Regions from separate parts of the Mus musculus genome. Here region 1 is linked to region 2. The links are chromatin loops, found by intact Hi-C in ENCODE. Cell type or tissue: left cerebral cortex. All regions are shown on one strand. Each heading gives the region's core, and the rest is flanking DNA. Links, peaks and the distances in the headings are about the cores only. Region 1 holds the start of Rc3h2 (ring finger and CCCH-type zinc finger domains 2). Region 2 holds the start of Crb2 (crumbs family member 2).

Region 1 (4,388 bases), core at 263-4,262, 350 kb before region 2:
TCAATTCAATTCTCGAAGAATAAAAGCCTGTTTAATTATGGTACCTGTCTTCCCTAAACAAGACTAGAAAATATATTAAGTGTTTTGTCCTTCAAGCAATTTTCCAAACTCTGAATGTGGGAAACATGAATCACCAAATCAACAAAACAATGGTAATATTGGAAAATAGCCTTTAATAGGATAGAATAGTCTCTGGGTTTTCAAGAACTGACTGTGTTAGTAAACAATTTAAGTAAACAATTTAACATGGATATTGATGTCAGATCAGTGATGTAGTTTTTTAACCACATAAAAGGTAAAAACAGGAATCTACAAACTATTCTTAATGAGTCCAAGTCTTAGGCTGTGTATACAAGTTAACCACAAAGAGACTAGACCCACCAACTAGAACATTCGTTTCTTTCCTTCTGTCAAATAATATCACTTTAGTGTGCCATTATTAGCTTTCTCTGGTTAACTCCAAGTTTTTACTGGAACTTTAAAGCCTGACTACTAAAAATGACAGGAAGATTTGTAAAACACTTTTAACACTTTATTCGGGATATAAAGTCAACTCTAATTACAGTGGGTCAAGATGAGAAGAAATTCCTTAGGGTCCTAAGGTTAGGAGGACAGTGGGATTAAAAAGAACCGAGGTGGAGCTTAAACAAAAATCTAAACAGGTTGAGAATCACTGAATTTGAATACTTAATGTCTGTGATTACTTTAGACTATTTTGGTCTGAAGGCTGTGTCTGCCAGTATCTTAAAAACTCTGGTGATTTCAAGGATGGAAATGACAGCTACCCTTATCTCCTTCCTAACGACAGAAAAGTACAGCTGTTTCTCTTAGAAACAAAGATGCTTTCTACCATTCTCCTAAGATGGTGGAAGAGTCTCCTTATGAGGCTCCCCCAAGGAAAATAATAAGAAAGGGGGAAAGAAAACTATAGCAGAATTCCCTGGCTGTGCTTCATGCCATCGCTCCTAGTCACATCCCCTGGTCCAGCCATCTCCCTCCAGGGAGGTTAAGCCCTCCCTGGGCATTGTTTAGCCAGGGTCCCTATTTACAACACTCAGATCGCCTCCATCCCAGCGCTGTGGTCTCGGTAAGCCCAAGGGCTGAAAAGAAAACGCTAAGACAGGACCTGATCTCGGGGACCTTTTCGAAAGCCCCTCTTCCTACATGGGTTAAGCAAAGAAGGAAGCCGGCCTCTGTTCGGGTGGGATCCTCAGTGGTCAGAGGCGTCCCTTCAGCCGGTGCTGGAGAAAGGTGGCCATCTGAGCGTTTCGCTTCGCATCAAAAAGCCCTACCAGAGCGAGGGGCCTCTCTGTCGTGTCAGGTGCGGCCCGCGACTCCCAACCCTCGGGGTACCGGCGGCCACCGTGCACAGGCCGCCGGGCAGAGACAGCTCCCCGCCCCACCTCTGAGGACCCGGCAGCCGGGCCAGGGCCCCAGCCGCATCTTGCCCGCCCCCGCCCTACCTGAGGGGCCCGGGCGGGGTCGCTAAGGGCCGCTCCCGGGGGCCCCGCGACGGCGCGGCTCGGCGACGGAGGCGCCTCGTCTCGCCGGGGCAGAGCTCGGCGGCGGTTTCAGGGCCTCAAACTCCATCGGGAGCTACAGGGACAGCCCCGTTGGCGGCGGCGAAGGCCGCGACGGGGCCTCCTCCTCCTCCCTCCCTCCGCCTCCTCCTCCTCCTTCTCCTCCTCCTCCTCACCACGGAGGCGGACCTGGAGGGATCCCGATTTAGCTCTCGCGAGAAGATACTGTTCACTTCACGCGAGATTACGCAAGCCCGGGAGTTGGGGCAGAAGGGAAGCGTAGTGGCCCGGCCACCAGAACTGCGCATCAGTTTCCCTCTGAAGAAGAAAGCCACCCTCGTCACATGACAAAGGAACCCCAGAGTACTGTGGGAGATGATGCGAGGACTAGGCAAGACGAAGGGCCTTATGGGAAACTCCCTGCACATCTAAGCCTTGACCAGGAGGCTTGCAAGATTGAGCCAACGTTAAATTTATCATCCATAGAGCAGAACCTGCTTCATCTATGTTACAGTCTACTTTACTCTCTTTGTAGTGAGATACTAACCAGATTAGCAAATAATTCTCCAGTTTACAAAAACCAGGACCAAAGTGAAAACGTTTGGCAAACCCACCTACCTCATCTAAAATCCCAGATGCCTCAAAAGTGAGAAGGATCAAATTTTACAAGTTTTGGAATTATAACTCAATATTTGTTAGAGGACTTATGGCAACCTGTAAGGTAGGAATTATGAAGAAAGACTGAAAATAAGGATGAGAAAAGCAACAATTATAAACAAATATGCCAGGCTGTATGATAACTGATATTTTAAAAGCATTTTAGTTTTATAGTTAATTTATCAAAGTAATCCTAAAAGGTTAATATTGTGAATCTATGCTAATGATGTGCAACTGAATGTGAAACAAAATGTTCAGCAACATCCATGATAATAATCTGTATGTAAGTTAGAATATGGAAATTTCTCTAATGAAGCTTTAAATATACATGAGTTATAATCCAGATGTGGGGCTGGCGAGATGGCTCAGTGGTTAAAAGCACCGACTGTTCTTCTGAAGTTCCTGAATTCAAATCCCAGCAACCACACCGTGGCTCACATCTGATGCCCTCTTCTGGAGTGTCTGAAGACAGCTACAGTGTACTTACATATAATAAATAAATAAATCTTTAAAAAAAAATGCAGATGTGATGGTGCATCCCTGTGAACCCAGCAATTGAAAGGTCCAGGCAGAATCATAGACTGAACTGCTTACAACTGCAGCTCCAGTGACACAAAGCTTCTGGCAAGTGTGACAAGATCGGCTTTTTAGTTTTTGCATTTTGTTTTTTTTTGTGAAAGATCCATTGGCCCCACCTGTTTGTTGTTTGTTTTGTTTTCTGGTGCCTTGGCTAGCCTGTAACTAGCTCTGTAGACCAGGCTGGCCTCAAACGCAGAGATCTGACTGCTTCCCAAGTGCTGGGATTAAAGGCATGTACCACCACCTGGCAGCCCCACCAGCTATACATTAATAACTCATTATTCATAATTTCATCCAATTATGTTAATCAAAAAAGAAAGTTTCCCAACAATCAGGTGTACATTTTGGTATTTTCTTTTTGTTTTTGTTTCAAGACAGGGTTTCTTGTGTAGCCCTGGCTTTCCTGGAACTCACTCTGCCTCTGGAGTGCTGGGCTCAAAGGTGTGCACCATCACCACCTGGCACATTTCTGTTCTTTTCAACTGGACAGTGATGAGTAATTTTATATATACATGTTCCCTAACCTACTGTGTGTGCATTTTCCATTCTACTTCCATTTGATATTTTTCCATTTCACACAGGAAACATTCCCCAAACATGGAAAACCACATTAAAAGTTAACAATCACACCTTCCTTTCCCTATTATGTTTTTTAGACAGGGCTCAAAAACCTGTATAGTCTTGGCTGTCCTGGAATCACTCTATAGACCAGGCTGGCCTTGATCCTTGATATCTGCACGACCCAGCTTTCCCTATCATTTTTTAATCACTGGCATTTTTCCAAATTAATTTCAAAAACTTAACAATTGTTTGTCTACCTCCATTAAAATACAAGCCCTATGACAGTTGGTAATCTGTTTATCTACCTTTTAGTACATATATAAACCAGTAGGTAGGTTCTTTTTTTTTTTTAAGATTTATTTATTATTATAAGTACACTGTACCTGTCTTCAGATGCACCAGAAGAGGGCGTCAGATCTCATTATGGATGGTTGTGAGCCACTATGTGGTTGCTAGGATTTGAACTCAGGACCTTTGGAAGAGCAGTCCATGCTCTTAACCACTGAGCCATCTCTCCAGCCCCAGTAGGTAGTTCTACTTTTCACTGTCCAGTTGAAAATAACAGAAATGTGCCAGGTGGTGGTACATTAAACAGGCAGGAGAGAGTGAGTCTTTGGGCTTCATAGATTACCAGGTGGTTAATGTAGCTGACTACTCTTGCACAGCAACTGAGTGCAGTTCCCAGCTCACAGCTGCCTTCACTGCAGCTCCAGGAGGGGATCCAAAGCTGCTAGCAAGCATATGCCCACACATACACATAACTAAAAATATAATAATAAATCTTATGTACACATAACCCCACACACATAATTTTAAAAAACATTATTACTAAAGAGAAAATGATTCCTTTAAAATTCATAGAAATACACAAGCCCAAAGTTCTCCATTCCCACCTCCGGTTTATTGTTTCATACAAACATAATTACATCCAATGAAAAGAGGAAAGGATTTTCTCTACAACAAAGTAACAACCTTTTCAAGATCTTTTACACATTTAAATGCAGTACATACTAGGTTCAACCCAAATATACTGCTTTTTCTGACATAAACAAACAGCTAAAAGTATTTAAA
Region 2 (4,388 bases), core at 104-4,103:
TTTATTTAAGATTTATTTATTTATTATATGTAAGTACACTGTAGCTGTCTTCAGACACACCAGAAGAGGGAGTCTGATCTCATTACAGATGGTTGTAAGCCACCATGTGGTTGCTGGTATTTGAACTCTGGACCTTCAGAAGAGCAGTCGGGTGCTCTTACCCACTGAGCCATCTCACCAGCCCCAGTCCCACTCTTTTAACCCCATTCTTATCTTACTCTGCTTTTGGGCAATGCTGGTGTCCTCAGACTCTGTCATTACTGACATTCGCCCAGCCTAAATTTTATCCAGCTGTAGCTTCTGCTTCTTCACTTGAAAAACTCCTATTCATACTTCATGGTTCCAAGTCCCATGGAAAATTGTCCCCAGAGAGTTTGTCTCTGTCCTTGAGGCTCCATGGGCTCTCAGTCAGTACCTTCCTGCTCTGTCGGTATGTCTGTCTTCTTCACCAGATGAGAGAGTTCTCTGCAAGAGTGACTAACTGAGTGATTCTCACTGGAGCCTTGACAGGTGTGTCTACACTGGTGACTGCAGTCCATGCAAGGCCTGTGGAGGCTCTGACCGAGTCTGGATGTGGATCTGAACTCTTCCCTGGGGTGGTGACTCTAGAACCCAGCAGCAAAACATCAGCAGGGTGTCAGCAGTTCATCATGGTGACCTGTCATTTGAGCTGGGGTGGGTGCTTCTGGAAGCAACCCCTACCCTCATCTTTGTCACCTTCACTGGAGGAGGAAGGAGAGCTGCGAGGTAGGGAAGGAGACCACTGGCACAGCTTGGCTTTGGCTAACCATGGGCTTAGGGTTAACAGACAAAATAGACAACATTTCCAGTTGGAAAAACCCCTCCAGCAGCTGGCACAGAACCCAATCTTGAATTTCTAATCCTCCTGCCTCCGCCTCCGAAGCGCTTCGGTCACAGATGTGCACCACCACACCCTGCTTATGTGTCAGGAGTAGAAGCCAGGGCTTCAGCCATGCTAGGTAAGCCCTCTTCTGAATGTAGCCCTTTGCTGGGTCTTTTGTTGATCATGAGACATGGGTGCCTCTGGCTGTGAGTGGGGTTTAGACTCAGGGTGAATTGTTTGTAGGACAGCCCACAGACCACCCAACTTAGTAATTGCCCATGGACCTTTCATATGAAGTGCTATTTCAAATGATAAATGAAAAATATTTTATGTTTTTTAGTATTTTTCTTGCGTCATGTGGAGGCCAGAGTGCTGGATCCTCTAGAACTGGCTTTTTAACCCATTAATTGTGAGCTGCCATTTGCACGCTGGGAATTGATCCCAAATCATTTGGGAGAGCAGCCAGTGCTCTTAACCACTGAGCCATCTCTTCTGCCCCTGGAGTGATATTTTTGATGGGCAGTGCTCAGAGCATCAAGTGGCTTGCCTAGGGATAGGGAGTATTAGCTGGACAGTGGTGGCACACACCTGTAATACCAACATTTGGGAGGCAGGGGTAGGCATAGCTCTGTGAGTTCAAGGCCAGCCTGGTCTATAGAGTAAGTTCCATTACAGCTACACAGAGAAACCCTGTCTCGAAACCAAATAAAACAAAACCAAACAAAAGAATAAGGAGTATTTCCCATAGTTGTTATTACACATAGAAAGTGCTAGAAATACAACCACCACACAAAATGCAGAAAGATGGCTTCTTGTCCCTATCGTTCTTTGGGGAAATTATATATACCTACCACAGAAGTACTCAGGCATTTGAATTGTGACAGGACACACTCCTTATCTTGTGGCCTTGAAAGCTGTCTGCCACATTCCAGGATTCTATGGGTAGAAGCAAATTTCTTATTTCATTATGTTCCCCAGTGTAGCCAATAAATTTATTTCCAATTTGAAATCCATATAGCTTAAAATTACTTTCTCATTTTTAATTTAACTAGCACTTGCTTGGCTGTTTCAAACACTTTAATCCTTAAACACAGTTTATCCATAAGACAGTTCCACCTAGCTGGAGAAACCCTGTCTCAAAAAGCCCTAAATAAATAAATAAATAAATAAACAAATGAAAAAAAAAAAAGACAGTTCCACCTAGTGAGGGCTATTATTTTTTCTTTCTTTCTTTCTTTCTTTCTTTCTTTCTTTCTTTCTTTCTTTCTTTCTTTCTTTCTTTCCTCCTCCTCCTCCTCCTCCTCCTCCTCCTCCTCCTCCTCCTCCTCCTCCTCCTTCTCCTCCTCCTCCACCTTTTTTTAACTTGGAAGTTAATGAGGCTCAGAGACATTAAGAGACTTAGTGACTTACAGAGCTGGAAAGTGGATGCTGGGGATTTGAATTGGTATCTATGCCCTCACCACTGTATTCCTCTCTGATGTGTTAGTTCTACCAAGTCAACCACTAGCAGTCAGTTCCATGCTCTCAGATGTATCCCTGAATTCCTTGACCTCCTATGACAATCCAAGCTCCAGGCGCGCTCTGTCCACTGCATTCTTCAAAGGACCACCAGGTGGCAGCTTCGGGATTAGTGCTTGGGGGTGGGCTCCTGGGTGAACCAGTCCCTGTCTGTTGCCTGGCTCCTCTTCACAGCCCACTCCCCTGTCTCCCATCCCTGTAGCTACCCCCCAGGGTCCTGCTATTTAATATTCTTGGCGCCATTCATATTCCTGGAGCAAAGCACAACTGCCCTGTAAAGTCTCACGAGGCTGGAGCTGTTACTCCTATTTTACAGATGACAGACACAATAGACTGAGAGCGAGTAAACTCCGTGTCATTCAGGCATGTTAGGTGCCTATATGTTTAGCTGTGCTCCCCCAAGAGTGGAGCATGACTTCCTCAAGATTAGCGATGGGAGTTCCAGGTCAAGAGACAACTGGAGTGGGTGTCCCAGAAAACAGGGCAGGCCTCTAATTCTGGAGAGGCTACAGGGCTGGTTAGCCAGGCCTATGGTTTCAGTCTCTTCCTGAGCTCTGGGGACCCAGGGGAACCAGCAGCCCTCTGGCTGGCTACCGATACCCTGTGATGCTCATTGTCTCACCTGATGTTTCTCCAAGGACATGCCATAGCCCCCAATTGCTACTTTGCCAGACACAGCAGAGTCCAGAGCCTTCAGGGACAGAATCCACCATCACTGACCTGGGCCAGACATTGTCATCTGCCAGGGGCTCATTTCAAGAAGGTAGTTCCCTTTAAAATAAGATGCTGCCCCACTTGGGGCAGCAGGCCATGGAAGAAGAGATGCTTTTTTATGTGCCAGTGTGTTTTGAGATGATGAGAACTCCTGGCTCCACCCAGTGCAACATGTGACTGTGAGGTTAGACAAAGAGAAGGACTTTTCAGGAAGAAGGGTGGGAACAGCATCGGAGCACTATTTTCGGTAGAGCAGCCACTCAGCGGAAAGGTCCGCCTTGGACAGCAGGGACATTTCTAAAGTTGCAAACACCAGAGACAAAGATCAAGGGCAAATGGGGAGACGAAAGGGCTCCGTTTGGCTGGTGAGGGGGTGGGAAGGATAGAAGGGAGTCAGGGGGCACGTGCTCTGGGGCCCAGTTACTACCTTACTGATAGTCACAAGAACAGGATCTGTGTGGCTGGGTAGGACCTAGTGGGCAGCGAGGACAGGAGCCCCTGTGATAGGAGGGGAGGAGCCTTGTTATCTCAGGTGTGGAAGGGGCAGGTTAAGTGAGGACGGATGGGAGCGCTTCTGAGCTCAAGCAAGGCAGGCCTGAAACTGCGGGGTAGTCGGACAAGCCCCAGGAATCTTGGCTGGCCCCATGGACTGGACCGCCTGGCAAGAGGGCTTGTGCACTGAGACCCAGGGTCAGGCCCAGGGCCTTGCCTGGATGGAGCTGAGGCCTCCGAAGGGGCTGGTGTTTGTGAGGAGCGGTGGGTCAGACCCTCCGGGAGGATCCTGTCCGGGGAGGAGCAGTGGGAGGCGGGGCGGAGGGGGAGGGCTGGAGGAGGGGCCGGGCCTCTGTCCACCTCGTCAGTGCTGGTTGGAGGGACGCAGGGGCGCGGAGCCCGCCGAGCAGAGGGTTCCCGCAGGCAGGCAGGCAGGCAGGCAGGCAGAGCCGGCTGCCATGGCGCTGGTGGGGCCTAGGATTTGGGGCCCTAGACGAGATATTTACCCCCTGTTGCTGCTACTGCTACTGCTGCTGCTGCTGCTGCTGCCTTGGGTCCCGGCTGGTGAGTGTGGCTGGGCCTGGGGGTGAGCGTGGCTGGGCTGGCCTGAGAGAATGGTGATGCTAGAGGCAAGAGTGTCCCGGGCCCTAGACAGTGTGGGGACAGTGCGGGTGTCTTGGGACTCACTTGGAGAGCTCGGAGTGTTCTGGAGGCTTCAGACTGAGGAGTCTATGCGGTGGGGCCAGGAGGATGAGGGCTGGTGTGGTCTGTAGAAGCCAGTCTGGGAGAGCTGGTGTGGTGTGGCGTAGTGTGTTGAGGG

The links. Peaks named below come from ENCODE experiments on the same cell type or tissue, not always from the same donor. Only the 100,000 strongest peaks of a DNase experiment are listed, where the experiment ranks them.
Region 1: a loop joins it to region 2, with 3 times the contacts of the local background. A loop is called at or near these places in 1 of 42 quality-filtered maps.

Annotation. Positions count from the first base shown.
Region 1 is chr2:37,421,304-37,425,691 of GRCm38, forward strand. It overlaps Rc3h2 (ring finger and CCCH-type zinc finger domains 2), which reads right to left and starts at 1,600. Exons shown (of 22, transcript NM_001100591.1): 1 at 1,464-1,600. Zbtb6 (zinc finger and BTB domain containing 6) reads right to left here. Exons shown (of 2, transcript NM_146253.5): 2 at 4,197-4,388. In left cerebral cortex, for the core only: CTCF peaks have their summits at 1,998, 2,629 (motif pointing left) and 3,713 (motif pointing right); DNase peaks (open chromatin) are centred at 1,237, 1,802 and 2,584; H3K4me3 peaks cover 2,098 bases; H3K27ac peaks cover 1,986 bases.
Region 2 is chr2:37,772,315-37,776,702 of GRCm38, forward strand. Crb2 (crumbs family member 2) reads left to right here and starts at 3,935. Exons shown (of 13, transcript NM_001163566.1): 1 at 3,935-4,132. The coding sequence starts at 4,027. In left cerebral cortex, for the core only: a CTCF peak has its summit at 2,453 (motif pointing right); a DNase peak (open chromatin) is centred at 2,461.